2 separate regions of the Homo sapiens genome follow, and region 1 is linked to region 2. A link is a loop called in an ENCODE intact Hi-C map of the cell type or tissue named here. Cell type or tissue: PC-3. All regions are shown on one strand. Links, peaks and the distances in the headings refer to the core of each region. The heading gives the core; the rest is flanking DNA.

Region 1 (16,366 bases), core at 3,854-11,853, 210 kb after region 2:
CACCTAGGCATATCATAGCCAAACTTCAGAAAATCAAAGATAAAAAAAAAAAATCTTGACCAAAGCCAAAGGGGTGGGGTGTGGGGTGGGGCACAGTTAGAAACACCTTACCCATAGAGGAGCAGAGCTAAGAATTACATCTGATTTCTCCAGAAATTATGCAAGCAAGAAAATAATTAAGTGAAGCATTTAAAATGTTGAAAGGAAAAACCCACTAACCTAGAATTCTGTACCTTATGAAATTATTCTTCAAAAGTGAAGGCAAAATGAAGATTTTCTCAGACAAACAAAAATTCAGGGAATTTGTTGCCAGAGATCTGCCTTGCAAGAAATGTTGGGAGCAAAGAAAAAGTTGATCTCATGGAGGTGAAGAATAGGTGGTGGTTAGAAAAAGCTGGGAAGAGTAGTGGGGAGGGCAGGAGGAAGGGAAGCTGTTTACTGGGTATGAAAATACAGTAAGATAAAAGGAATAAATTCTAGTGTTTGATAGCACAGTAGGATGACAATAGTTAACAATAATTTATTGTATATTTCAAAGTAGCTAAAAGGAAAGACTTGAAATGTTCCCTAAACAAAGAAATTATGAATGTTTGAGGTGACAGGTATTCTGATGACCCTGATTTGGTCATTACACATTGTATGCATATATGAAAATAGCATATGTACTCCTTAGATATTTACAATTATTATGTATCAAAAATAAATAAATATTTTTAAATGTGGTATATATATACAAGGCAATACTATTCATCCTTTAAAGGGTAGAAAATTCTGTCATTTTCAAGAGCGTAAATAAATTTAGAAGACATTATGCTAAGTGAAATAATCCAGGGATGGAAAAACTAACAACCCTTTATCTCACTTATATGTAGAATCTAAAAAAGCGCAACTCATAGAAGTAGAGAATAGAATGGTGGTTAGAGACTGGAATCCCAAAGACTGGGATTAGGGGAGAGCAGGGAAAGAAGAGACAGTAGTCAAAGACCACAGCATTTCAATTGGGAGAAATAAACTCTGGTAAAGTATTGCACAGCATGGTGACTGTAGTTTTAATAATGTACTGTATATTTCAAAATTGCTAAAAGTATAGATTTTGAATATTCTCACCACAAAGAAAAGATTAGTGTGTGAGGTGATGACTATGTTAATTAGCCTGATTTAATCATTCTATATTGTATATGTATATCATAACATCCTATTATAGCTCATAAATATATATAATTATTATTTATCTATTAAAAATAATGAACTTAGAAAACAATAAGCCATTAGCTAAGCTAACTAAGAATAATAGAGAGAAAACACAAATTACTGATATCAGAAATGAAAGAGAGACTGTAGATCTCATGGACATTAAATGGATTAAGAAAATAATGTTATGAACAACTGTCTTTGCCCACAGATTTGATAAGCTAGATGAAACAGACCAATTCCTTGAAAGACACAAATTGCAATAATAAGAAAATAAACATCCCAATTTAAAAATGGGCAAAAGATTGAAACAGATGCTTCACCAAAGAAGATATAAGCACATGAAAAGATGTTCAACATGCACTAGGGAAATGCAAATTATGACCACAATAAGATACCACTACACACCTAATAGAATGACTAAAATTAAAAAGACCCTACTAAGAGTTGGTGAGAATGAACAGCAACTGAAATTCTCATGAAATGCTGTTGTAACTTAAAATGGCACAACCACTTTGTTAAATGGTTTGTCAGTTAATAAAAAATATAACTTACACCTATCATATCAGCCACTCAACTCTCTTAATTATTTACTCACAAGAAAAGAAAGCCAGTATCTACAACAAGACTTGTAAAAGAATATTTGTCTTTATTTGTATTAGCCAAAAAACTGTAAACAAACTAAATGGCAAATGGATGAACAAATTTAGCATACCCATACAATAAACTACTACTGAGAAATAAAAAGAAATGGAGTGTTGAGGTGGGTAAAAACATGAATGAATGTCAAAATAAATACATTGAGTTGAAGATGCTAGACAAAAAAGAGTGCATACTATATGATGTCATCTATATTAAATTCTAGAATTTGCAAACTAGCCCATAAAACAGGGATTTGGATCATTTTCTGAACGGTACAATCCTGAACACCATAATGCCAAATGCTGAAATTACAGAAGATCAAAAATGCCTAATGTCCAAATTCCTACTGTCTAAACTTCCTAATGTCTAAAATCCCCCAGAATCACAATCACAAAATAGTTGCATCATGTTTGATTGACTTATTACCACGTTATTGTCTAAATGCAGAAAAAAAATTCAATTGAGTCCGCAAACTATAATGATGGATTTGGAATTAGATGTGACCAAAGCTTCTAAAAGTGAGTTTCAAAGTGTTGCCAGTAAAGTTTGTTTTGCTCCATTCAACCCAATGCATTTGTTAGAAAATTCAGATGAGTGGATTGGCCATGAGATAATGGCAATGATAAAAACTGCAGTTTAAAAATGTGCCATTTTCCTGCGTTGACATTCCTTCTAGCTGATGACCTCCCAAGAGATTTTAATTAATTAAAACCACATTTGCCTGAAGAAGCCAGTGAAGTTACTGACTGGCTTTAAAACAATTATGTGCATGGTAGGATAAGAAGGCACTTATGCAATGGTGTTGCTATTTGATCACCAGTATTATTTCCACCAAATTTGTGGTCTGTGTATGAGTACATGCAAAGTGGGTTTTCAAGTACCAAAAACAACATACAAGCATAGCATAGAAGATAGAAATACTAGTTTCAGTGTATATCAAATCACAGAAGAATTTCAAAAAGAGAAATACCACATAGAAAATGAGTGTGAATGTATTCTCCAATGGCTATGTCAAAAAAGAAAAAAAAGCAGCTATTTATCATGTTGTAAGGCCTTAAAATATAGTTAATAATCATGAAGATCAGCAACCTCTTATACATTGTCTGCATGCAATTGCCCATAATCTATCCTGTCACCTCGTCATACCCTTTTTCGTATGTTGAATTTTCTATTCAGTTTTTTATTTTTTTCTTTTATTTCATTTTTCCCACTATTTTAAATTGTCAGCATTATTTTTTACAATTCACTATGCTGTGTATTCCATCTTTGCATCATTTCCAATACTGGAGCCATAAATTGTGTTGGACTATTAGTGAGTTCAAATTCATTTTATACATTTTTTGCAAAAGTGCCTTCATGGAAGTGCATTATCATAATGTTGACTGTATGTAAACATGATGCATATACATTAAAAAATTGAAACTTCCTCAGTAAGTGAAGAGATGTCCTTTTTGTACATTTGCATTTGTGACAGATAAAATTCATGAGATCCTGGGTCTTTGGAGGGCTGGCTCAGTGGTGATGCTGGCTTTTGGTTGAGCTGGTCAAAAACTTCAGTTGTGCATCACAGTATTTCAGATGACTGCAATTATAAAGCTAGGTACACACAATTAGCACCCATAGTAATAGGTTGTATACATTTTGGTTTTTCACCTATTTCTTTATGGATGTAGTTCATCTGCTCATAACTATTATACCCATGTGACTGTCAATAGTATACCTCAGTGTATTATGCTTGCAAAAATATGTATGTTATTGTTGCCTACTTTATTGCATAAAGTGACCTATGAAGTGTTGTCATGTTTTTATATGTTTCTCAAATAAATCCATTTAAAAAATGTAAACAAATATCTTTTTACAAATTTTTTAAATTTTTTCCAAAATTGTATTTCTAGGATTTTGAGATTTGGGGATTTCAACATTTGGGATTATGTCATACAGGATTGTGTCTTTTGGGACTATAAAGAGCTCCCATGACAAAATCCTATTAGACGTGCCAGAGGGACGGCAGGGGAGAGAAGGAGAGTCAGAGAAGTTGGAGGGGAGAATTACAAAAGGGCAAAAAGAAACTTCAGGGTGTGCTGCAATGTTCATTATACCGACTGTGATAATTTAATGTGTATACATATATGTCATAACATCAAATTTAACATGTTAAATATGTGCAGTTTATTTCATGTCGATATACCTTGATGAAGGTATAAGTAAGTAAAATATTACTCACGCAACATGCTGATGTGATAACAAGTATGCTCTAAATTACGCTAAAATTATAGTTCTCAAATTTAGAAGTGTTTTCAATACCTTTAAAAAATAATCAAACATATTTACTACAAAATTTCAACATTAAGAGATTTCTTCCTGGCCTCTTAGTCAAATTTAAACGTAATTAAACTGTCATTAAATTAAACTGTCAGTAAAATTAAACTGTCATGGGTGGGGGCAGGGGGAGGGATGGCATTAGGAGATATACCTAATGCAAATGACGAGTTAATGGGTGCAGCACACCAACATGGCGCATGTATACATATGTAACAAACCTGCACGGTGTGCACATGTACCCTAGAACTTAACGTATAATAAATAAATAAATAAATACATACATAAATAAATAAATTTAAAAGTAAAATGTATATTTAAATGTAAAATGTTTTTAATAATTTTCTGAAGTTCTAACACCTTAGTGGAAAAAACTTATTCTTAATATTATTAAAAAACCCAAAAGTGATGCCAAATGGCATTGTTTTTGAGGTCTGAAGCCTTCTTCCTTGTAGATGTTTTCAAAGTGAATTTTTTTCTCCTAAGTAACCCATATTTTATACAACCAACATTCGTTTGACATTCTTACTCTTTAATTTACACTAGTTTGTGAAAACCGAAACATTCTGAGTTAAATCAAAGCAAGGATGCAAGTAGATTATTTTATCCCTGTCTCATTTTCCAAAATCATAAGTCCAGCAAAGTAGTATATACGAAAATTTTCAGGACAAAATTTTTTTAGTAAGAAGCAAGATCTTTTATTTTACGATCTCTTTTCATGATCTCTGCCATTTGCTGTAAGTCGTCTTCCAAAGGATATTTTTGCTTTAATGAACTCAATGTCATAATCTCTATACATGTATAATAAAAATACTTTGATTCTTTATTATTACCCATTAATAACATGATTAATGTGCCTTTCAAATATCAGCGACCTGCAGTGCAAATATAGAGCACTCTACCTCACACCTCTAACCTCAGGCGCAAGCTGACTCTTTGTAGACAGATTTTTAAAATTATTTAGCCATCTATCTTGCTCAACATTTACTACGATTTCAGTTTGCATTGAAATGAGAAATGCAAAGAGTTAATCAGTAACAGAGCTAGTATATTCTGTTTTGCAGCATTAACTCATCTTCATGCTTAAAGGCAGAATGCCATTCTTTCTCACTATTCCAACTACAAGTATTTAGAAGATGATTATCTCAAAGCTCTTTAAGTGTTTTTAAAAGCAGGCTAAATATTTTTTAAACAATTTTAATGTTAATGTCTTTAGACAGGCATGCACTCTCCAAGTGGTTGTATCTCCACCACTCTCTATAGCAAGCCAGCCATTTCACAAATTTCTATTATGGCTGGTCCACAAGGTATTTCAGTTTTTCACACCTAATTTATAAAGCATTAGAAGTTTTAAATTGAAAGACTGTTAGGAGTTTAAAGGATCTTAGAAATATATACCCAACCTTCTCACTTTACTAGTTAAACACAGATAAAAGATTTACTCAACACTAAACATTAAATTACCAGCAGAATAGCAGATAAATCAAACTTTCTCACTCCTAATATTCCTTTTCCATTACAATGCTCTAGTCTTTCTAGCTTCTAGTCTTAAACCTAAAATTTTCTCCCCATATAATGTAAGCTTCAAGAGGGTGGGCTATTTATCTCTGAAGTCAAAAACATTCAGAACATTCAAACAAATAAGTGATTATGAATTTTTGATAAATATATGGGTGATGCTTGGTCAGAAGTGGTGTGAGAAGCAGGAGAATCAATATTAACTGATGTAAGTTACTTCCCAGGTATTTCATATATGTAATTGCATTGAAGCCTTCCAAAAACTGCAGGAGAGAAGTTGATGCCCCATTTTATAGATGAGTAAATTAAATACCATAGGTGACAGTATACACAGTGTGCCTGATTCTATTATCTTATACTCTGTTCACTACAATGGTCCATAGCTATAACACAAAAAACCAGTAGTAACATTCTTGGTTTTAATATATTTATGATGTCTACACAACATAATAAGAGCACTTGTAATATGGTAGACATTGTGGGTCAATTTTTATGGCTTTAGTGCTATTATCTTACTAAAATGGAGATTTTATCCCCATTTTCCAGATAAGAAAATGAGGCAAGACTAATTTTAAAACTTACTTAAAGTCAAACTGTGACATGGCAGGATCAGACAGACATGCAAGGAAGCTGGCTCCAGAGTTCATGTCTATAACTAGTACACTGAACTACCACATAGACTAAAATGATGGTTCTGAAAGTATGGTTCCCTGAAGAGCAGCAGCAGCAGCAGCATCACCTGATAATTTGTTAGAAATACAAGTCATTGGGCACCACCCAGACCTATTGAATCAGAATCTGTGGGGCTGACACTGAGCATGCAGTATCTTAACAGACTTCTGATGCACAATAAAGTTTGAGAACCACTGAATGAAAAACATGAAGCAATTGTTTTTAAGATGCTCTTACTCACCTTTTCGTACACTTCTAGAATTTTTCCACGCATGTACATACTTTTAAAAATATATATCAAACTGTACTGTTTTGTCATTTTTTTCTCTAATCAATGTGTCATGAACATTTTTGTATATTGATAGTATTTTTCAAGACCGTAACTTTCAACAGCAGCTTAGTCCTCTTTCAAATGCACTTAACTTACTAGTGAAGTCCCTGTTGTGTCAAGAACCATGAAGAGTCTGAGATTTTTACCCTACTTGTAAGCCAAAAAGTTAACCTGTTACTGATTCATGGATGGTGACAGAAGACACAAGACTGTAAGTAGGAGAAAAAAGATTTTATCACTCACAGAACAGCAAGAAATAGAATCATCTGCATATTTGCATTGTCTTCCCCTCCCGTCAAGTCCCAGGAAGGTGTACCATGCTTTCAGCTGACACCTGTATACAAAAAAAGATTGCATTACAAGAGAAGAACCCAGGACCAAAAGTCTGAGGCTTTTTGACAATCTGCCAATCACTGTAGCCAGCAACACATAAGCCAGGGCTTCTCCTCTCAAGGCATGTGCTGTTATAAATTACATGGTAGTCAGGTTGTGGTCACCTTGACCTACTCATTTGACTATGTGACTAGCTACATAAGCTACTCAGAACACAAAACATATAAGCCTTGCAATCTGGAACACTTTCCAAGAATGTGGATGAATACTCAGGACCCATGGGGGATACCACTCTCAACAATTGTTGGACATTTTGAGTATTTTAAAATTTTTATTATTTTCAATAATGCCACAGTAAACCATCATGTGCTTAAAATTCTTAATTTCTTGTTATTTACTTAGGATACATTCCTGGAAATAAAATTGCATGGTCAAAAGCCTCTTTCTCTCAGCTTTGACTAATACTTCACTGAAGAGATTATGTGAAAAACCCCATTTTCTGCAAATTCTTACCAACACTAGGTAGTTTTCTGTATTATTAAAATTTGGAATGTCTTTTTAAAAAATCACATTATTAATGCTAATTATAATTAGATCTCTTTGGTTATCACTAAAGTAAACTTTTTAATACGTGTATTAGAATTTGTATTTCTTCTGTGTTTGACCCGTAATAGTATTTGCCTTTTTTTCTTGAAATTACATATTTGAATTATACATAATTGACATATCTTTAATAATCCTCATAGGCTTCTCCCTTATTATATGTGAACACCACATATATATTATCTATATATGTCCACAATTATCTTAATAATAATCTGCTGAAAGATTGATTTTCTAATTATTGCTGAAAGACTATACCACTGTAAATTTTTTTTTACCATTTCTTTAGGTAAACTACAATTAGAATAATCCACTTTTGAAAGATCACTCTGCTGATCAAATAAAGCATATTTTTCAATACAATTTGCTATTGAGAGTTCTTAGATTCTGTAGTAGGAGGATTACAGGAAAGTTTCAATAAATTTTTGTTGTAAATTTACATAGGTCTTTCTTTGTTAATGATTTGGTACTGATGGTTCTTGCTCATTTCTGGCAGCAGTCAGTCCTGTTTTAATGTAAGCCCATGATTTCAAAAATAAGAATTTGCACTGGCTATCAAAATCTTATTTTAATACATATGTATCAGTTTACTCTCTGCAGTAAAAATATGAATATATTTCCTAAGGATATTTTTTTTTGTGGTGCCCTCTGCTGCCTGTGGTTCTTATTTCCGCTTTGTGACATAACCCTGCAAACTACAGTAGAACTGTACATAAAGGAGTTATGCAGAACAGGGAAGTATTATTACAAGTGAACATCTAAATGACTCCTCTCAGCTCTGCTCATCCTCCCAGTTCTGCTCTGCCATCTTTATTCTTAAATCTATTGATTCCCTGTACATTTCTTCCATGAGCCTCTACATGGCTGACAACAGCACCATCCTAGCACCAGCCACACTCCACATAAAAATGCAATCACCAAAATAAAAATAAACTGCAAAAGTGCTTTTAGGAAACAATTTGTGACGTTCCACTAAACTACACTATTGTTTAGTCTTCATGCCCATAATTCTAACAGTTTCTAAATGGTCTTCTCATCCTCCTTCAGAATGAACCATAAACTTCCTGAAGACTACAGTTCATAAAAGAAATCTTTATAATATGAGGTAGTGCTATAATGGAAATATTGATAAATTTTAGCCTTCACACAAGATCAATGGTCTCTTGAGCCAGTACTGACCTTGATATTATTTTCTATAATATTTACCTAGGGTCAATAAATCTTGATTGTTGATACCAACTTCAGTCAATATCTGCTTACTACAGTTGGAATACAAATAAGTAAGCAGTTTTTTAAGTGAATATCACTAGCAGTATTTGTGTTTTCTTCTTAAGGTATTGTAAATCTTGGTAAAGATTTACAAATAAATCAAAAATGTCTTAAGTCAAAATTACTTAATTTTGGAGAATCAAGTCCTTTCTGTTGCATAATGGGTATGGAACATTCTATCTGGGAGTGATTATAAAAGTCAAAAAGAGAATAGTATGCTCATATTAAATTATTTGCCATGAAATGTGAAATTTCCTGAGTGCATTGAAAATCCAAAGAGTTGGTCCCAGTCACCCAGCAAGTAGGAAGCAGGCCTCTGGTATGCAGCTGAGCCAAAGCTGGTGGATGGGCAGGTATGAGAGCAAATACAGCAATGCCACTGTGGACACAGACCTGGAGTGTATGGTGTCACTCTGGAAAAGCCATGAGTTACAACCCTTCAGGTTACAAGTAACCAAGGTTGCTGGGTGGGCATGCAGGGGTTGTCAGGGTACCTCTGCAGGCTCATTTTGCACTATGTAGTTTCTGCATTAGGAGGACCACATGAAAGTGTAAAACAAGTCTATGATGAGGCTGTGAGATCACTGAGAGGGTGTGCACTGTGGGCATATAGCTGAGGCATAGCACACTGTATGTACTGACATTCCTGCACAACTGGCTCATGATGCAACTTCAGCAGCATAAACAAAACATAGCACCAGACCCAGCAGAACATCCCTTACCCTACTAATGTCCCTCCAGTCTAATCTACTAACAAAGCTTGACATTATGCTCATTTTAAAAGAGGAAAAGAAATTCCAACAAAAAATTTTATACCCAGCCAAATTAAGTTTTCTAAGTGTAGGAGAAGTAAAATAACTTCCAAACAAGTAAATGCTAAGGGAATTCATTCCCACCAGACTTGCCTAACAAGAAGTCTTTAAGAAAGTGATAAACATGGAAATTACAGACCATTACTGGCCACCAAAAAAAAAAATGGTCTATATATGTGCTTATGTTTATAGACCATTGACACTATAAAGCAACTACACAATCAAGTCTACATAACAACCAGCTAACAACACAATCACAGGTTCAAATCTGCACGTATCAGTAATAGACTTGAATGTAAATGGGATAAAGGCCCCACTTAAAAGGCACAGAGTGGTAAGTAGGATATCAAAGGATGATCTAACTATATGCTGTCTTCAAGAGACCCATCTCATGTACAATGATGCCCATAGGCTCAAAGTAAAGAGATGAAGAAAAATTTATCAAGCAAATGGAAAACAAAAAGGGCTAGAGTTGCTATTCTAATTTCAGACAAAACAGATTTTAAACCAACAATGATTTTAAAAAACAGACAAAGAAGGGCATTACGTAATGGCAAAGGGTTCAATTCAATGAGAAGACTCAACTATTCTAAATATTTATGTACCCAAAACTGAGCACTCAGATTCATAAAACAAGTTCTTTGAGACCTACAAAGAGAGTAAGATAACCACACAATAATAGTGGGAGATTTCAATTCCCCACTGACAGTACTAAACAGATCATTAAGACAGAAAAGTAACAAAGATATTTGGGACCCAAACTCAGCACTTCACCAAACTGACCTAACAGACATCTACAGAACACTCCACCTAACAAAAACAGAACATACAGTCTTCTCAGCTGCACATGGGACATGCTCTAAAATCAACCACACACTGAGCTATAAGACAAATCTCAACAAATTTACAAAAAAAATGATACCAACCACACTCTTGGATCACAGTGCAATAAAAATAGAAATTAATACCAAAAAGATCTCTCAAAACCATACAATTAGATGAAAATTAAATTAAACAATAGGCCCCTGAATGACTTTTTGGCAAACAATGAAATTAAAACAGAAATCCAAAAACTCTTTGAAATTAATGAAACGGAGATACGACATACTAGAATCTCTGAGACACAGCAAACACAGTGTCAAGAGGAAAATATATAGTGCTAAACATCCATATTAAAAAGTTACAAAGATCTCAAATTAACAACCTAACATCACAACTAGAGGAATTAGAAAAACAAGAGCAAGCCAAATCCAAATCTAGCAGAAGAAAAGAAATAATGAAAATTAGAGCTGAATTGAATGAAATGGAGATGAGAAAAAATATGTAAAAGATCAATGAAACCAAAGGTTGATTCTTAATAAATAAATACGATTGACAGACCACTAGCTAGACTAATTTAAAAAAGAGAGAAGATTGAAATAAACACAATCAAAATTGACAAAGAAGACGTTACCACTGTTGCCACAGAAATACAGAAAACCCTCAGAGATTATTACAAACACCTCTATGCAAACAAACAGAAAACCTAGAGGAAATGGATAAAGTCCTGGAAACACAAGACCTCCCAATATTGAACTAAGGAGAAATGGAAACTCTGAACAACCAATAAGGAGTTCTGAAATTGAATCAGTAATAAAAAAGCTACCAATCAGTAAAAGCCCTGGACCAGATAGATACACGGCCAAATTCCACCAGATGTATAAGGAAATGCTGGTACCAATCCTACTGAAACTATTACTAAAAGTCAAGGAGAAGTGACTCCTTCGTACCTCATTCTATGAGACCAGTATCATCCACATACTGAAACCTGGCAGAGACATAATGAAAAAAAGAAAACTTCAGACCAATAACCCTAATGAATATAGATTTAAAAATCCTCAACAAATACTAGCAAACTGAATCTGGCAGCACACCAAAAGGTTAACCCACCACAATCAAGTAGGCTTTATTCCTGGGATGCAAGGTTGGTGTAATCTATACAAATTAATAAATGTGATTCATCACATAAACAGAACTAAAAACAAAAAACTACATTACCTCTCAACAGATGCAGAAAAGGCTTTCCACAAAATCCAACATCCCTTCATGCTAAAAATCACTAACAAACTAGGCATTGAAGGAACATACCTCAAAATAATAAGAGCTACCTATGACAAACCCAGAGCCAACATCATATAAACAGGCAAAAGCTGAAAGCATTCTACTTAAGAACTGGAACAAGACAAGGATGCCCACTCTCACTATTTCTATTCAACAAAGCACAGGAAGTCCCAGTCAGAGCAATCAGGCAAGAGAAAGAAATAAAAGGCATCCAAGTAGGGAGAGAGGAAATCAAACCATCCCTGCTTACAGACAATATGGATTTACATCTAGAATACCCCATAACCTCTGCCCAAATGCTCCTTGAACTGATAAACTAACTTCAGCAAAGTTGCAGGATACAAAATCAATGTACAAAAATCAGTAGCATTTCTATACACCAACAGCCAAGCTGAGGGCCAAATCAAGAATGCAATCCCATTCATGATTGCCACAGAAAGGATAAAATACCTAGGAATACAACCAACCAGGAAGGTGAAAGGCCTCTACAATGAGAATTACAAAATACTGCTCAAAGAAACCACAGATGACATAGCCAAATGAAAAAAACATCCCATGCTCATGGATAGGAAGAATTAATATTGTTAAAATGACCATACAGCCAAAAGCAATTGACAGATTCAATGTTATTCCTATCAAACAACTAATTACATGGTTCATAGAATTAGAACTGTTGACTGAAATTCATTTAGAACCAAAAAAGAGCCTGGCTAACAGCCAAGGTAATCCAAATCAAAAACAAACAAACAAACCTGGAGGCATCACACTACCCAACTTCAAACTATACTACAAGGCTACAGCAACCAAAACAGCATAGTTCTGGGTACAAAAACAGACACATAGACAACTGAAACAAGATAGAGAACCCAGAAATAAAGCCATACATGTACAACCATCTTGTCTTTGAAAAAGCTGACAATAACAAACAATGGAGAAAGGACACCTTATTCAATAAATGCTTCAGGAATGACTGGTTAGCCATATGCAGAAGATTTTAGCTGGACCCCTTACTTTTGACCATATATGAAAATCAACTCAGGGTGGATCAAAGACTTTAATGTAAAAACCCAAAACCACAAAAACCCTAGAAGAAAACCTAGAATATACCATTCTGGACATAAACCCTGGCAAAGACTTCATGATGCAGGCTCCAAAAGCAATTTCAAAAATAAAAATTGACAAGTAAGACCTAATTAAAGAGTTTCTGAGCAGCAAAAGAAACTTAATAAACAGACAACCTGCAGAACGGGAGAAAATATTTGCAAACTATGCATCTGACAAAGTTCTAATATCCAGAATCTATAAGGAACATAAACAAATCACAAGCAAAAACCAAACAACCCTATTAAAAAATGGGCAAAGGATATGAACAGATACTTCTCAAAAGAAGACATACATGCAACAAAAAAGCATATGAAATAAAGCTCAATATCACTAATCATCAGAGCAATGCAAATCAAAACCACAATGAGTTACCATCTCACACAGTCAGCATGGATATTATTAAAAAGTCAAAAAATAACAGATGATGGTAAGATCACAGAGAAAAGGGAACACTTACACACTCCTGATGGGAGTGTAAATTAGATCAGCCACTGTGGAAGGCAGTCTGGAGATTTCTGAAAGAAATTAAAATAGAAATGCCATTTGACCTAGAAATCCCATTGTTGGGTACACACCAAAGGGAATATAAATGGTTCCACTATAAAGACACATGCACATTTTGTTCATTGCAGCATTATTGACAATAGTGAAGACACTGAATCAATCTAAATGCCCATCAGTGGTGGACTGAATAAAGAAAATATACATCTACACCATGGACTACTATGTAGCCATAAAAAAAAATGAGAGCATGTCCTTTGGAGCAACATGGCTAATCTAATTTACATTCCCACCAACAGCATATAATCATTCCCTTTTCTCTGCAACCTTGCCAGCATCTGTTATTTTTGATTTTTAATAATATTAATAGTTATGCTGACTGGTATGAGATTGTATCTCATTTTGGTTTTGATTTGTATTTCCCTAATGATTAGTGATATTGAGCTTTTTTTCATATGCTTATTGGTTGTATGTATGTCTCCTTTTGGAAGTGTCTGTTCATGTCCTTTGGCCACTTTTTAATAGGATTGTTTGTTTTTTGCTTGTTGATTTGATTATGTTTCTTATAGATTCTGGATATTAGACCTTTGTCAAATGCATAGTTTGTCCTTTGTAACAACATGGATGGAGGCTATTATCCTAACTGAATTAATGCAGGAACAGGAAACCAAATAGTACCTGTTCCACTTATAAGTGGGAGCTAAACACTGAGTACACATGGACACAAGGAAAGGAACAATAAATACCAGGGCCTGCTTGAAAGTGGAGGGTGGGAGGAGGGTGAGGATTGAAAAACTACCCATTCGGTGTTATGCTGATTAACTAGATGACGAAGCTATCTGTAAACCAGAGCCCCATTATATATAATTTTCCTATGGAACAAACTTTCACATGTACCCCTTGAACCTAAAAGTTCAAAAGAAAAAAAAAGATTGCAGTCCATTATATTGGAGCAGGTGCTGAAGGGCTAATTTGGAGCTGAGAGGCATAGAGTCAATAACCATGTTCCTGAACACATTCACACTTTGGTCATTGTTATTTATCCCTTTGAAAATTGTCTGTTGGTGTCATAATCATATTTTTCTCATGGGATAATTTTATATCTATTGTTTCTACAAATCCTTTACCTGTTAACAATGCCAATTTAAATAGCTCATCATTTATATTTTGTTTATAGATTTTGGACATAGCAGAGCTTTGAATTTTATGTAGAAATAATGTACTTTTTTGCCTAAATTTCTCTTGTCTATATGCTTAAAGTTTTCCTATTAAGATCAGACAAATAATCGCCTACATTATCTTCTGCTCTACTTTCTTTTTATTTAAAATTTAAACCCCACAGGGAATTCTCTTTAATATATGATATGAAGTAGCTATCTAATTTTATTCTTCCCCAAGTGTTTTCTAATTATCTCAAAGCCTAAAAGAGCTATTTTTCCAATTGTCTTTATTTTATGTCATGTTATTAAATAATTGATGTTTACAGAAAGAAAAATTGATTTTATGTATACCTATGAACCCATCACACATATGTAACAGATGTTACCTACATCACACATATGTAACAAACTACATGTTACAATATAGCCATAAATTTTTAAAGGAAATAAAATGTTATATAGAGAGCTATAACCCCTCTCGGTTCTCTGTTCCTCCTTTCTATTTTTTCTGAGATGGAGTTTCACTCTGTTGTCCAGGCTGGGGTGCAGGGGTATGATCTTGCCTCACTGCAAACTCTGCCTCCTGGTTCAAGAGATTTTCCTGCTTCAGCCTCCTGAGTGGCTGGGATTACTGGCACCCGTCACCACACCTGGCTAATTTTTGTATTTTTAGTAGAGATGGGATTTCACCATGTTGGCCAGGCTGGTCTTGAGCTCCTAACCTCAAGCAATCAGACCTCCATGGCCTCCCAAAGTGCTGGGATTACAGGCATGAGCCACTGCGCCCACACTCTGTTCCTCCTTTCTGCCGCCCTCATTTCCCAGAAGTAACTAACATCCTCATATTGGTATATAATATTAGCCTGTATGTTTTAATATTTTTATCACATATGTATGTATACTTATTTGTGTGTTTTATGAGTGTATGCAAATGGTATACTCTATACATCCTTTAGCAATTTGCTTATTTTTTTACTCAACATTATGCTTTTCAAATGTATCCATGTTGACAGATACACACACACTTCATTTTAATACTATGTAATGTTCTAGTTTATGAATAAATCACATTTATTTTTCCTTTCCCTAAAACTTCGAGACAGTGTGAACTGAAATGGTTGTAATGACTTACCCTCTCACCTACAACACATGAAGTTTGCCCTTGTGCCACAACTCTACAGATTGATGTTATCAGAAATTTATTTTTGTAGATGAATTGGGTATAGAAAATTATCTCGTTTTTATCCAATTTGTATTTTCCTGAGTTACTAGTAAGATTATATGTACTGACCATTCAAATTTAATTATCCATGAGTTGCCTATCATAAACTTTCCCATTTTTCTTGGAGAAATGTACAAACAGGAGGTCAATTGCTGCAGTACGGAGAGCCATGGGCTCAAGGTAGACTAATTTGCATAGAGACCCCAGTTTCTCTCCAATAGGAAAATACTGAAGACACTAAGCTTTGCACTACAGCAAACTTGAAATGTTGCTATCCTCCTGGAAAGGATTACTGCATCACTAATAATAGTAGCAGTCATAGTGATAGTAAGGGCACACATTTCCTGCAAATCTTGGAGGTGCCAGGCAGTTTGCTTGATATGTGTTGTCTCATTTAATTTTCACAACACCACTATCAGATAAGTTCTATTATTATCTTCATTTTATAGAGGAGGAAACTGAGGCTCAGAAAGTTCAATAACTTGACTTTAGTCACACAGCTAAAAAGAAGCAAAGGCAATATTCAAATTCAGTTCACAGGACTACAGAACTCAGAATCTTAACCAGGAACCCTCTACATTAAACCCAA
Region 2 (16,366 bases), core at 5,223-13,222:
TGGTCAGGGTTTTTGTGGCTCCTATTCTATTTTGGAATTTTCTTTACATTAAAAACATTTTCCCGGAGATTTCGTCATTTATAATATATATCTAATAAGCACAGGCTCAACACCTTTAGGACACAATTTCCTCACGTGTAAATCAAATCACTGTATTAAATAATATAAAGCTCCATTCTTACCCTAACAATGTATGAATCTATGAGCCAATGTTATGAAAGAGAATTTAAGAGCCTGTGACTCATTCTACACAAGTGCATTCAAACTACTTATCAGTATGGGGTTATACGCTGCACTTTGCAGATCTGATAGTCAAAATCGAGGCCATAGTTCTGCAAACCAATAGCCAAGAGCCCTACTCTGGAAACTAAGAATTCACATTAAGTCAGACAGGGCACGGTGGCTCACACCTGTACTGCTAGCACTTTGGGAGGCTGAAGTGGGCGGATCACTTGAGGTCAGGATTTCCAGACCAGCCTGGGCAATATGGTTAAACCCCATCTCCACCTAAAGTACAAAAAAATTAGCTGGGCATGGTGGTGCGTGCTTGTAATCCCAGCTACTTCAGAGGCTGAGGCAGGAGATTTGCTTGACTCCAGGAGGTTGCAGTAAGCCGGGATCGCACGCTGCACTCCAGTCTGGGCCACAAAGCGAGACTCTGTCTCAAAATAATTTCCTTAAAACAGATAATCATTGAGCTTCCTTTCCCATCTCACTTCCCAGCAAAGGAGGACTTTGAACACTTTAAAGAAGTGGAAGGATACAGCGTATCTGAAAAATACCAACCGTAGAGTCAGAAGACTTGCCTTTGAGGTCTATCCCAACCGTTTTCCAGCTGTTTGGCTGTGAGCAAATCACTAAATTTCTTTGTCTCCATTTCACCAATTATGAAATGAGAATGATTGCTTCTGTTCATTTAGTAACTCACTGTAAACGTGAGAGGATTTTGTAAACTCATACGTCCTATTCAAATGCGAGGATGCACGCCTCTTTCTCTCCGCTGAGGAAATGATTAGAAATCCTAACATAAATGAAAACTCTCAGGAAGATTAATTTCTCTCTCGAATCTTCTCTCGTGTGTGGCTTGGCATCTGGCTACTCTTACACAGTGGCCTAGAGCCCCTCCTCACCATTTCTCCAAGGCTGTTAACTCATGTTGAAACCAAAGCTCAGCTTGAGTTCCCTACCGGCTTTGGGATTCTTCGATTAGTCCTAACAGCATAGTTGCCACTGATGTTTGGATTTGCGTATACATGTTCAATACCTCACTTCCTTCAGGTGGCTTGTGACACACTTAGAACATTCTTATTCTTCAGTCAAAAAGAATAGGTCAAGAAACATAGATGAAGTTCATCCACCTGTTTTCTGAATGAAACTTCTTTAAATTTAAAAACCTCCAGAGAAGAAAATTTTGTTATCTACTCCAGAGCTATCTTTTAATATTCAAGCCCTTCTACCACCAGAAAATTCTCTTACATTATCCAATCCGATTAAAAATCTTTCTTGCTTCATTGTTTCCTACTCATACAAGATGTTGGTAACTATTAAGAAAGTTTAAAACATTAAATAAAAGCTGCCATACATTTGCAGGTAAAAGAAAATAAAGATAAGCTAATTTTGAAAACATCATTTCATTCACATTAGTGGAAATGCCAAAATTAATTTGGTTTCAAAATTTAGAAAAGACCATATATAAAGAGAGAAGATGGGTTTTTTAAACCTGAAATTTCTTCTACATCTCAGAAGATAGGTTTCTAACCAGAAGCTCAATGTCTCACAAAGCACTATAATACTAATTTCCACTTATTACAAAACAGCTTTTTTGCCTGTATGACATTGCCTCTTGGACCCCATACATGACTTTAATTAAGATCTAACTTATTCATGACTATAATTCAGATCTAACAACCAGTCTAGTCAGATCAGGGTAATTAGTCCCAGAGGGTATTGTAAGAGAGCTCATTTTTCTTTTCATCTTTATATTCTGGCAAACAAATTGGGGTACTGATTCATTTGGAGAATTCTATAGTTCAGAGAACTCAAAAAGTGGGAGTAAATAAGCTAAGTAAATTATTTTAAAGAGGTTCTTATAAAGGGCTCATGTGCTGGTTAATTTGGTTTGTGTTCCTTTACTGTGGTCCAAAACGAAACAGGATGATTAACCAGCATCAAGCTAATAAACTTTTAACAGCCTGTTGCCAAGTTCATTAGAAAATTTAACAGCAAAGAATTAACCCTTATATCACTTGCCCACTTGAATTTTGGTGGTTTTAAAAGCATTTATCTTACCCTTACTTCATTCCTTTTTGTTATCAAGGATTCTATTAAGAGCTTACTTCAGTCAACTGGAAAGATCAAACATCTTATATAGACCAGGATGGGGTAAAGTGAAGCGATTTTTCCCTTTAAACTGTTGTTATTACAGGATTCCTTTTTGCACTACCATTGTCTGATGCTGTAGGACATCCAAGCTTATTCTTAGACGTCACTATTCTTGCAACCACCTTAAACATTATAGAAGCCTCCTCCTTTTCCTTTATCTCTCTCCATTATCCTTACTTTGTAACACAGTTTCACAGTGATTCTAAATATTATAACCAAATAATTCAGAGCTTCAGGGACTTTTAAAATGTGACTTATTAAATTCCCAGCCTAACAGGGATTTTGTTTAGTTTAGCCCATTCTGTTTAGTTTAGTTTAGTTTAATGCATTATAAACAGCAAGGCATTGAATTTACAATAATTTTAAGGTCAAGAATTATCTATGATGGATACTCTGTACCAAGTAGTCAAAAATTATGTAGGACTTTAAATCATTTTCAAAAATATATATATAAGGAATGCCATATGCCAAATAACTAAGTAGATGGCCTTAAGTAGATGGCTGTATTTTGTTTTGGGTTTTTGTTTGTTTCTTTTTTGTTTTTTATGGGGTTTTCTTTGTGTGTGTGTGTTTGTTTTGAGATGAGGTCTTCCTCTGTCGCCCAGGATGGAGTGCAATGGTACTATCTTGGCTTACTGCAACCTCCACCTCCCAGGTTCAAGCAATCCTCCCACGTCAGCCTCCTATGTAGCTAGGATCACAGACGTGCCACCACGCCCAGCTAATTTTTTGTATTTTTGGTAAAGAGAGGGTTTCCCCATGTTGTCCAGGCTGGTCTCAAACTCCTGAGCTCAGGCGGTCCACCTAGCTTGGCCTCCCAAAGTGCTGGGATTACAGCTGTGAGCTGCCACACCCGGTATAGATGGCCAGTGTTGATGGTTACAGATAAGACATGAACCTTCCTATCCAAAAGACAATAGTTCAGATGGGATGGGGCTAGAACAATGGGCTGTAAATCAGGAGACTACAATTACCATCCCAATAATATCTTGATCCCATTTATTTTTTTACATTACTGTAATAAGACACTAAGTAGAGCCTTTGGTAAGAGTGGTAGACTTCTGAGTCTTAAAAGCTTGGATTTAAATTCTAACTCCATTATCTAGTTGGCTACATAACCTTGGAAATATTATCTACTTTTTGGATATTCTTCCCTTAAAAGTAAAATGGAATTAGTACTCTAAGATCACAGGATTGTAGCAAGGATTAAATGAGATTATGTTTACTGGCTCAGAAAGCAAAGTACCCAGAGTAGTTTCCTCCTCCTTGTTTCCTTCCTTCATCCCTCTCTCCTCTTACCCCTACTCTTTTTTCTTCCAGGTGCATTTTACTGAGGAATATTTCTCCTCTAAATTACTAGTCATAAATTTGGAATACAGAGGCTATCTCTGAAAAAAGAAGTTGAGGGATAAGTCCCCTTTCTTCATCCCTCTTCAATTTCTTTTCTCCCACCAAACTGCAAGATTAATAATAACTGACCCTCTTGACAGTAAGCAATTGATGTCAAGAATTACTTAGATTGTAGCAAAATATTATTATAGCTGCCAAAGGTAAGTCTTTACCTTCAGCAGATAGAGAAAATAGCATGTTCAAAGCTTAGCATAAATGGGCAGGAATTTTTGGGAAATAGTGAAGGACACAAAGTGGGCAGAGAGCAGGTGTGTGAGATTGTGAGGTAAGAAGGAAATGGATAGGGATAAATGAGGCTGAATAGACAGGCTGAGACCAGGTAGAGAATGTCGTATAAATCAAGATTTCCTATGCATTAACTAGATTTGCCTTAACCAGTGGTCTTCAGAAATTACAACAATTATATTTAAAGCCTATATTTCTCTTTTATTCTGGTGTCGTCCAGATTCAAAAGTTCCAGAAGAACCTCGTCATGTAGAGTAGACTTAATTATAAGGCAGCCAATATCATCAGGATGTTATTGTAGAAATTATCACTTTATAGAAAGATGGGAAATTATTTCTATGAAAATAAACATACACCTGCAAATTCATGATACATCCAATGACAGTACCAGGATAATTGAATTATTCTATTAGAACAGAATTGGGTTATTACTTATACTCTAGCTTATATCCTAATTTTCCCAAGACACATAAAGAGTCATGGAATCTCATCAGAATAAAGGGATTTCCTTTTATGCTTAACTTCTGGAAACTCCTATTAAGATATATCTAAAACTTGAGTCTATGCAGGGAGAGGCATCCTGAATATAGCACATGGAACATACTCCACCACCCAAACCCAGCTTATATTTCCAGTCACTTCTCTCTGGAATCCTTCTTCGTCAAACTCCACACCTACAAAAATCCCATGAACACACATTCCACCAGTCTGCACTGTCCCAAGATTACTGAACCTGTCTTACTCTTTCTTACACTTGAGCCTTTGCATATGCTACTTTCTCTGCCTGAAATATCTTCTTCTGTCTTATTCACCTGGCCAAAGACTAACTGTCTAATCTGCTTGAGTTATTCCTTTACAATTTGGTCAAGGTACTACATGAACAAGATAGATGGAAAATAACTGGTTGGATATTGTGGGTCACAAATTGGAGAAAGATACTAGTAGGGATCTGAGGTAGCATGGAAATCAGTGATGTCCCCATGTTTATGAAGGCTAAATTCAGAGCCCAAACAAATACTTGTGGATCATCTATCATACATATTCTTTGATGCCAGTACTCAAATGCTTAAGGAAAATCTCTCAATACAGAATTTTCCTGGTTCTATTTCTTCTCTTTTTGCTTAGAACTGGATTTAATTGTCTAGACTTTTTATAGCTGTATCTCTGCTTTCACTTTTTCCAAATACAAGCCTAGTCCTTAAAGCTCACATGTCACTGGTCACCGCATCAACTTGGACACTGTTTTACTAGATCAAATATCTAGCCAGACATGGCTCACACCTCTAATCCTAGCACTTTGGGAGGCTGAGGCAGGAGGATCACTTAAGGCCAGGAGTTGAAGACCAGCCTGGGCAACATAGCAACATCCCAGCTCTACAAAATAAAATAATAAAAATTAGCCAGGCGTGGTGATCCATGCCCATAATCCCAGCTACTCAGGAGGATAAATTGAGAAAATTGCTTAATCCCAGGACAGTGAGGCTGCAGTGAGCTATGACTGCACTACTGCACTCCAGCCTGAGCAAGAAAGTAAGACCTTGTCTCAAAAAATAAAATAAAATAAAATGAAAGAAAGAAAAGAAAACAAAAGAATAAAAAGAAGTGAAATCCCAGAAATCTATACTGACTTGTCCAAAGCTATGTAAACAAAAAGTACCAAATCAGAACCAAAATGTGGGCCCCCTGACACCCAGGTCAATATATTTTTCTCCCCAAGAATTTGAGAAGTATGTTCAGTGAAACACTAGCTTCTTGGAGTGGCAATAGCCAGTGCTCAATACATTAGTTCTGTGATCAAGTACATTTGGGAAATTCTGAATTAAACAGAGTTAAGCAGATTTATTTACTGGGAAGCCTTTAGTATGATAATGTATATTGATTTACTAAATATAACAGTGTCTTCAGTTATGTCTTCTTTCTGAAGCTCCTGTGTAACCCAAATCCGCTTGTCTGAAGATAATGGCCAGCAATGGAGAATTTAGTAAACATTATATAAAGATAGTAGAGCATATTGGTTAGGGCAAAATGCTTGAGTTCAAATGCCAAATTTACTAGCAAGGATGACTTTTACCAAGTAATTTCGCCCCTCGATGCTTCATTTTATTTATCTGGAAAACATAAATAAAAATAATAGCACTGCCTCAGAGAGTTTCTGTGATGATTACATTATTACAGATGTAAAACCCTAGAACAGAGTCTGGCATATAGAAAGTGTTCAATAATCATTAGCTATTATTAGAGGAGATAGAAAACAGGACATTGTAATGTAGGTAGCAAATATCTTAATAAATACCAATTAATGTTTTTATCTTCTCTCCAAAGGCTGCTTTGATCTGTTCAACAACCTATGGCCTTTTCCATTCTTCCTCCAACACACTGTGCTCAGATCCAGAGCCCTCCTCTTTCCCTGTCATTTTCATCTGCACTTGTTTTTTTGTTCTACAAGAAGCTTGGATGCCAGGTAACCAGACAAGCCACCTTCTATCCTGAGTTAATTTCTTCGTAGCCTCTCCATTTTTTTTTAAGAAAGCGGGATACCGCTTTGATAGCCCCACACAATAGAATCCTCCTACCACCTATTAAGAGGACCTTTTTTGGTGTACATTAAAAGTCTTTTTTCTTTGATAAAAGTCCAATATCAAATGAAAGACCACTCTTTAGGAAGCAGTGCCTTGCAGCGTGCAGACGTCAAACTTAACATCTATAATTTTATATTCATATTTCTAGGGCTTGTGACTCTTTGTAGACCATTAGAATTAGTTGTAGTACAGTTTAGGCTACTGTAATAAAGAAACTAAAAAAAAATATTTAAGCTTAAGTCAGACAGGCATTGGCTTATTTCTCATGTAAGGTCTGCATAGGCATTCCAGGGCTGTTACGGCACATCAGAAGTGATGGGAAGCCAGGCTTCCTTTATCTTGTTGCTCTATTTCTCTTTAAAACTTAGCTTCCTTCTCTTGGTTCAGTGGCTGTTCCATTCCCATCATCATATCCACATTCCAGCCAGCAGAAAGGTAGAAAAAGACAAGGGGAGAAGAAAATGCATGTTCTTCATGAAGGCATGGCACCAAAGTTAGCACATATCACACAGTTGATGCCACACTTAAGAAGCTAGGGCATATTTGGCTGTATAATCATGTACCAGCACAAAGTTCTATTGAAAGAAAAAGAAAAACAATGGTTATTCTGGGATAAATAGCAGAATCTGCCACGTCTGGGTTAAACAAAATTGATAATTTTATGCCTGATAACCCCCATGAAAAAGGCTCTCGTAACAAAAATCTCCCCTCTCCCACTTCATACCCTAAACTCTTGGCTAATTTCTTTAATCATGTTTATTCTAAACAGCCCTCAAAATAAAATGGAGTTATTATTTGGAAGGCTGAAGTGAGGATAGATTTCGTTCAAAAAAAGATAGCATAGAAAAAAATAATGGAGGTATATTTTCAAGGTTTCTAAGTACTTGAATTCAATCATTTTTAAATATGATTAAAATTTAATAATTTTTTAAAATTTAATCACCTGAATTTTTAAGAATGAATGGTTTTCTAGTCTCAGAATATATGCCTTCTTTATCTGTATCTATGTGTTTGGTTAAAACCTTTTTATCTCCTGTGCCATTTTGATCTATTGAGCAAGATGAAATCAGTCTCTATCCTTTGTTTCTACCATTTCTAATCGATCTATTTTTATTATTAATAATAATAGTTAACATTTTTGAGTACTTGCTGCTTAATTTATTTCTCCCAAATGCCCAGTGATGTATGCACTATTGTTATCCCTAGCTCACAGATTACAAAATTGGAACTAGCAAGGGCTATAGCCAGGATGCCACCCAGATAATCATCTATTGAGCAACCAACTAAAACCCTATGCAGTGCTTTATCAAGCTAACAAGCTTTTTGTACAAAAACAGAATCAGGGTGGGTGATCAAGCATAAAGCATTCAGTACAAACAAACACTGCAGAAGAAATAAAAGATTGTTCACAATAACAGAAAAACTAAAGACAAGAAAAATTTTAAGCAGTCTTTAGTGTTTTTAATTCCCTAGTTCCAATGCTTCCTAACCAAGAAAGACCATGAACAGACCACTTCGGTTCTATACAGAAATGAAAGTAGAAAATGCAAAATATTTTCATTAATGAAAATCCCAGAATTATTCAGAACTGGCAAATGATAATATGTATGGTTTTAACTAATCATTTTTCAAGAGTAGATAACAGGTTCCTTGATAGAAATCCTTGGCTTGTTTTCATTTCTAAAATGTGTGCTGTTGACTTTTCCATCACATTGCTCTAAATGAACAGGAGAACGTGGGCTGAGCCTGAACAACGAGAACTCTAAAAGCGTGCGCAGGTAGCACATTTGTGTGTGCAGATGTTTAGAAGGAAAGGTGCTCCCAGGAATTGCTAACCAGAGGATTAGAGCTCAGCACCAGACAAGCTGTCATTTTCTGTGGTTGTATTTCTGAGCTTATTTACTAGGTGGCGATATAATCTTAAAAATAAGCATTAACATTTCGGTGCCAAAGTGTCAGCTCTCCAGTTTTTTCACTGAAGCGTTTTTCACTTCCACTCCTTCTTTTCTTTGGCTCTTACTTTTGCTGTCTTTCTCTGAAATTTTGTGTCATCTGCTTTATTTTCATAACAGAAAAACTATTAAACCATAAAAGCTGGCTTGAGAAAGAGAAGCTTGAAATCCCTCAGTAGTATGATCTGAATATAGAAATATAGGATCTTCAGTCTTTTGCTATCAGCAGCTCCTGAGGGCTGACTAACAGTCAGATTTATTTGCTGCATATCTGGAATTCTTTTTATTGCTAAAACGTTAGAGAAGTAAACCCATTTTCTGGTAAATGGGTAAACATATACACATATATATCTTTCTCAATACTCCTAGAAATAGACCTCCTTGAGACCAATGAAAAGCAATACATTATCAAATGTTTTTGCAAATCCAAATCCTCCACGCTTACTTCCTCTATCTCATCTTCACACATCACACCACCAGCCTCAAAGTGTATAGTAATTTTGGAAGAACTTACAGAATTATGAATAAGCAAATATCAGTTAAGGTGCTTTATAAAGAGTTAAATGGCATTCAAATACTAATTACTATTATTTTACAATATCCAGTTCTATCATCCAGGGACAAGGTAGGGGATATCTTATCTGGAAATTAGAAATAAGAAGCCTTCTTTTTTCTTGCCTTTTAAAATTATCTTGAGAAAATATCATCCCACTGGCCTATAGATGATGACCCAGAAAATGCTACCACTACAAGTTCATGTAATTACCCACTAATGTTACATGGTCATCTACTACACAGCATTGTGCTGGACATTATGACACTGTGAGAATTACTGAGGAAGATAAACCATAATCTCTCACCTCAAGAAGCACATATGTTGGTAAAGCACAGTAAACACAGTAGTTCTGACATAATATTTCTGCACTCAGAGCTCAGAGAGAGTAGGGAAGGCAGGAGGAAGTTGAAAGAAAAATAATAGATGATTCAAACTTGAACACATCCTGGAAGGATGGGAAGGATATTGACATGTGAGAAGGGGAAAGGTGCAAGAGGAGAACCTTCCAGACAGATTGACCTTGCAACTGGGATTGAACAAGTGTTCATTTAAGCCAGAATCAATGAGGAAAGGTAATGTGGGTGGATGCTACTTAAAAGGGGGAAACAGAGAAAGATTGGCGGAGTGGGGTTTGGATTGTGGAAGGCCATGAGAAGCAAGCAGAAGAGTAGATTTAATTTGACAGCAAACACCATTTCGAGGAGCACCAGAGCAACACTGTGAAAGAGTTGTTTTAGAAAAATCAGCCTATGCTGGGCCCGGTGGCTCACACCTGTAACCCCAGCACTTTTGGAGGCCAAGGCAGGGGGATCACCTGAGGTCAGGAGTTGGAGACCAACCTGGCCAACATGGCAAAACCCTGTCTCTACTAAAAATACAAAAAAATTAGTTGGGCATGGTGGCAGGTGCCTATAATTCCAGCTACTTGGGAGGCTGAGGCAGGGGAATCGCTTGAACCTGTGGGGCGGAGGTTGCAGTGAGCCAAGATCCTGCCACTGCACTCCAGCCTGGGCGACAGAGTGAGACTCCATCTCAAAAAAAAAAAAAGAAGAAGAAGAAGAAGAAATATCAGCCTAGCCATGAGAGAGGAAGGGATTAGAGAGGAAAACAAGACAAAACAGCAAGGTGATCATTCATGCATGAGAAGGTCTGGGCTAAAAGGACAGCAGTAAGGATATATTCACAAAAGTAAATATGAGAGCAATGTCAAAAGAAAATAATGCCTAAAATCTAAGACTGACTGATTTGGATGAATGAAGGGGACAAAAGTTACTCTTGTTAACTGGGATAATGGTGGTTTCACTGAAAGAGACTATGAAATTTGGGAGGGAAAGACAGTAAATGTGGCTCTAGAAATGCTATTTTTGAGGTGACCATAGGAGACTAAGTATAAATTCCAATAGGCAGTATGAAATGTGATTTCATAGCTAAAGGGTTATAGAAAAATATGGGCACCAACATAGAGGTAATTGTTGAGGAAGGAAAATAAGAATAAAATAATTCAGCCAGCCAATTCAGTATGATTGTAACATCTATATTTTAGACACTGTGAAACACTAGAGTGAGAAGACACAGAGATGAATACGACATCTCTGGAAAGAGAGACACTCTGAAGTGTTTACAATGCAATAAAATCAATTCTATATCAAAAGTGCTAAGAAAAGGAAGAAGAAAGAGAAATCAATCATGCAGAGAAAGCTGAAGGAGAGGAACATTCTCCTAACTTGTTCCAAGAGCAGACTAGAGAACACTAAGTGGTTTAGAAACATGTTTCTTCCTTCTTGTCAGAAGAAATAGTATCTGGAACAGCATAAAGATATGAAGGAACACATCTTACTCAAGAAAGTATTAATGATCAAAAATGACTAGAGCTTAGGACACACAGAAAGAGTGGTGGGAGGTGGACTCAGTGAAGAAGGTCAAGGAGAACTCATAAACGAACTGTAATGAGTTTAACTCTATGGGGAAAACACAATGGAAGCTTAGTAAGAGAGAGTGACAAGACCTGGATGTTGAGTCTTGCCAGTTTTGGGGGAGAAAAGCAAAGGAACCAGAACGAAGGAAAGTGATAGAGACAAGTGGAGACAAGGAAGTGGAAGTGATGGAGAGAGTGGTGAGTGAAAGTGATAGAGAATTTGAGTAGAAAGCTAAAAGGAAGAAAGTTTTGCAGAAAGGAAGGAACACACAGTCCTGGTGCTTAAAATTACTTAAGAAAAAAACCTATTTATTGTTTATTAAAATGTAAGTGTCCTATGATAACGAGTTAGCGAGTTTTAAAAGATGTCCCCAATGAACCATGCCTTCTGGCATTCATAATCTTGTGTAGTCCCCTCCCACAATAAATCTGTGCTTCCCTGTGACTTCCATGAACAATAGTACATGTTAGGAGTGACATGGTGACACTTCTGGACCTAGATTTTAAGAGGGGTGGCAGCCTCTGCCTCCCTTTGCTTGGTTTTGGGAACTCTAACTGGCCACATAAGAAGTCTTCTTCCTGCTGGGTGCAGTGGCTCACGCCTGTAATCCCAACAATTAGGGAGGCCGAGGTGGGAGGATCACCTGAGGTCAGGAGTTCGAGACCAGCCTGGCCAACATAGTGAAACCCTGTCTCTACTAAAAATACAAAAATTAGCCAGGCATGGTGGCGCATGCCTGTAATTCCAGCTACTCAGGAGGCTGAGGCAGGAGAATCACTTGAGCCCTGGAGGTGGAGGTTGCAGTGAGCCGAGATCATGTCATTGCACTCCAGTGTGGGCAACACAGCAAGACGCCATCCCAGAAAGAAAAAAAAGAAAAAAGAAAAAAAGTATTCTTCTCTGGTCTGGCTATCACAAAGAGACGTCATTAAGATGTCATTATAGAGAAATCCTGAGACTACATGGAGAAGGAGGGAGGTTCAGCCCTCCCAATATCTCACACAGGCCTCCAGATTATAACAGCAGCCTGCAGATGAGGAAATAGTCATCGTCTGACTGCAACCACATGAGAAACCGCAAGCAAGAGCAACAGAATAATACCCAGCTGAACACAGTAAACCCATGGAAACATGGGAGATAACAAAATGATTGCTATATTAAGCCACAAGTTTTGGAGTGAAACCTACTCCTATGAAGCAAGGTCCATTCAGCCATAAACACTCAGCACCTATAAGGGTAAATGTCCTGTTTAGGTGACTGCTGTCTGGGAAAGGCCCCCAGCCATAGCAGGTATAAGAATCCAGAAAAGGTTGTAGCAACTCTATGTCCAGAGGACAACATAAAGGACCTGGACAGCCTGGCAAAGTGAGGAGAATATGGCTAAAAGGAGACAGTGGAAAGGCACTGGAAGAAAATGGGATTTTCTTTATTAAAACAAAACCTCAACCCTCCAGGCTTTTCTTATTTCTGGAAAAACAATTGGCCCAGTAGTTCTTCCACTCTCCTTGGAAGTCCTTGCTTTCCTCTTGAGATTCTCACATTTCAGATATTGCTGCCACCATCTCGCTAGCCTCAGGAGGGATGGTGTGCCCTTTCTTTGCTCTACATAAAGAACAAACAAAATCTCTTCCATGTTTCTCTTAGCACAGTTTAGGGAGGCTAGAACTTTAAAAGAGACCTTATTAAATACCAAGGTAAAGAAAAAGCAGCAAATATAGCAAAAGACAAAAATGATCTATTATTCAATGACTAAGATATCCAATGATATCTACTCCAGTTCCAAAGGACTGGCCAACTTCAAAGGCACCTTTCCTAGGTCCCTCACTCTTGACTTACCCCACTTATTCATTCAACAAACACTGACTGAAGCTTACTGTATATCAGACACAGCTAAGCATTATAGATTGGTAAGTAAAAGACAACATTTCTAGGAAAAAGGAACTTACAGTGTAGTGGGTGATAGTTTAATGAACAAAGAATATCCAGGAGGAACGAAAATCTCAGTTGGGGTTGGGACATTGGTGTAAAATTAAGCGAGTTTCCTTGAAGGAGTAATTGCATTCTAGAAAATGAATAAGAGTTATCCAACCTAATTTGTAAAATAGGTTTACAGAGTGTAGGAATCACAAATCCAAATACAAGGAGATGAGAAATGTAGTAGCCAAGATATAATAGACAGTTCAATGTAACTAGAAAATAATGCATGAGAGGGCCAGAGAGAAGAGATGACATTAAAGAGCTAGTCTGTGGTCTGAGGTGCCATGATTAATACTTTAGATTTTTATCCAGAAGGCTACTGGGAACTAGTCATCATAGATGATTGACATAAGAACTGCATTTTGAGAAATACTTCAGAGTCATTATAGAAAAGTTTGGAGAGAGACAAGGCCTCCACCTAAAGTATAAATTTTCTATCCTGAATATCATGATACATTTTTAATCAAGACAAAGGCAGACAGATTCAAATTCTAAGCCCACCTTGGGTGGACCCTCTGAATTTTTGTCTTTTTTGTAACAAATGTAGATTCTCCAGTAGATTCACAATAAGAATAATCCCACCTTGGCCAGGCGTGATGGCTCACGCCTGTAATCCCAACACTTTGGGAGGCCAAGGCAGGCAGATCACGAGATCAGGAGTTTGAGACCAGTCTGGCCAACACGGTGAAACCCTGTCTCTACTAAAAATACAAAAAATTAGCCGGGTGTGGGGATGTGCACTGTAGTCCCAGCTATTCGGGAGGCTGAGGCAGGAGAATCGTGTGAACCCGGGAGGCAGAGGTCGCAGTAAGCCAAGATTGCACCATTGCACTCCAGCCTGGGTGACAGAGTGAGACTCCATCTCAAAAAAAAAAAAAAGAAAAAAAAGAATGATGAATGATCACGCCTTTCGGGTAAGGCCGTACTCAAAGGTGTTTGTACTTCTCCTTCAGCCCCTTAGCACAGAACAATTTTAACACAGTACAATAATCACATTTCTCCATATTTTGTCTGTCAGATAAACCAAAGACAATCATTACTATATTTATAATTATCCCATGGGTCACCACGCAGCTCAGTTCTATTTATTATATGGCTACATGCAACAAGGAAACGAGGGAACAGGGAAAGCAACTCATAGCATTAGATGTGGAATGCCACAATGACTCATCTATCCAAGAGTTTGTAAAATTCTTCATAGGTTATGAAATGTTTTCTTCATAAATCTTTAATGTTTAGTTGCTTCTCAGTGCTGTTGACGCAGGCATTAACCATGAGAAAATGGACACACCTGGTCAGGCAAATCAAAACCTGGACAAACAAATTGCTTATTCTCTTCCTTCTAGTCCAACCTCTGGCCACTAACTATACTTCAGAGAACTTGAACCATCAATTAGTCTTGCTAAGCTGGTCTATGCAATGTCCCATCCATACAAACACAAGTCCTTCACAGGACCAGCACTGCTGGTCCAATGTTCTAGGAGCAGAAGTGAAAATGAAAACCAGATTCTTGAATTATTTTCCCAGGATTGTTTCAATGGAGTGTCTAATTTCCTGATAACAATCTAAAGAAGTCAGTGACACGTAGGGAGCAGATGAGGATCATCAGGGCACACCCAAAAAGGGTTCTGCTGTATTTTCAAGGAACTTAACTCCATATTAACCAGGACCTATTTGCAAACAATATCACTAGCTTACTTAATTGAAATAAAATGCTGAATATAATTTTAGTTGGAAACATCCATGTCACTGAAAGAAATGGGAGTAAAATGGTCTTATTTTGGAGATGTTTTCTTTCTTAGGACATCTGTCATTTCATGAACGGTTCATCTTCAGGCTCCTCCTTGCCTTAAGTGAGATTAACAGACACTCTGAATCATGTTTATTTATTTATTTTTTTCTTGTGGGAAGAACAAAATGGGGGCAAGGAACATAATTGGAATTTGTAAAATTTAAATATTTATACCCTGAAGAGAATTAAGCCAATTTGATATGGTAATGTTCTAAATGAAATGCTAATAAGCAAAAGACTATGTAATCTCACCCTGTCCTATGACAATCGTTTGACAAAATTCAAAGTCAGCTCTGTAGTTTAATGCTGATGAAGGACCAAACATTCAAGGGCAATTTTCCTGTGGTGGATGCTTAATATGAGACTGTACAAAAAGGACCCTGGTGAAAGCAAATACTTTATAACGGTTGAATTATGGCTGCATTGACTAATTGCAGTCCTGCTCCCTAAAAACCTGTGCAGGTGTGCAGAACCAAGATGAGGCATTGTTTGTAAGAAGAGAGAAGTCGCTGTGGGGAATCAGGCTGCAGAGGGCTCATTGACTTCAGTGCCAGCCTCAAGATTTGTGAGGTTAGGAGACTAGAGTAAAATATGAGGCTCCCTGACAGCAAAGCTGTTTAAAACTGACCTTGCTCACCTTGGAGGATAACCAAGGAACTGATTGTTCCACTGCACTCTATAACTGCCAACCATGAGGAAAAACAACATCAGGTCGGCTCAGGCAGTCTCCACCAGGGAGAGCTATGTTCAAAGCCTTGCGAGATTCCAGAAAATTTACCCATTCGTCAGATGTTGTTACCCTCTCAGCACTTCCTTCATTGAGTACCACAGTGTTTACATAAACTTGCTGAGGTTTTTTTTTTTTTTTTGGATAAACCTACCATACTGATAGCCATCCATTTTGAGACAAAGCCTTCCCTTTAGCAAACCAGCTTAGAGAGAGGGTGAGTGTAGCCAATCACGGTTCCCTAACTGACAATGTTGTTCTGTCCACAGTGTGGCCTAGACTAAGACAGAACATTAAGAAGAGAGAGATGATTTTTTTTGTCTCTGACAAATGGAGAGATGAAAGAAAAGAAAGTATCCTATTTTCATCCCAAGGATAGTGAGACAAAATCTCTTTTCTGAGAGAGCCCAGAAATGTCATATAAAGTATAAATTTAAGAGCTAGACTGAACCTTGGAGGTATAATGGACCTTGTCTTTTATAATTCTTTCACTATAAATATAAGGAAAGCTGGGGTTCAGAAAGTATTAATTTTGCTATGTTCACACACCTCACTGAAGAAGATTCCAGCCTTAATCAGCTCTCCTAACCTCTAGTCCAGTTCTCTTTGTGCTACATTGCCACATTGCCAATTCAAAATGAAATTATGTGCAAGACATTTATATGAACCTGAGTGAGTCATTTTAATCAAGTCAAGATCCCTTTAGATGAATTTTGTGGGCCATTATTCACTCTACTGATTTTTGGATTAGAAAAATAATAATGATTGAATTGTATTTAAAGCTCTCAGGAATCCAAAACAATGTACTTGAAAGACATATTCCTGCATGGATAATTCATGATCTGACAAT

The links. Peaks named below come from ENCODE experiments on the same cell type or tissue, not always from the same donor. Only the 100,000 strongest peaks of a DNase experiment are listed, where the experiment ranks them.
Region 1: it touches region 2 in a loop (3-fold over the local background); 2 of 110 quality-filtered maps call a loop at or near these places.

What each region holds. Positions count from the first base shown.
Region 1 is chr3:102,315,418-102,331,783 of GRCh38, reverse strand. No RefSeq gene overlaps it. Among named protein-coding and RNA genes, the nearest start is that of ZPLD1, 110 kb to the left of the region's middle. In PC-3, for the core only: a CTCF peak has its summit at 8,268 (motif pointing left); no DNase peak of the experiment used is centred there.
Region 2 is chr3:102,528,816-102,545,181 of GRCh38, reverse strand. No RefSeq gene overlaps it. Among named protein-coding and RNA genes, the nearest start is that of ZPLD1, 100 kb to the right of the region's middle. RefSeq lists a silencer at 8,363-8,657. In PC-3, for the core only: CTCF peaks have their summits at 8,312 and 8,513; a DNase peak (open chromatin) is centred at 8,501; H3K27ac peaks cover 569 bases.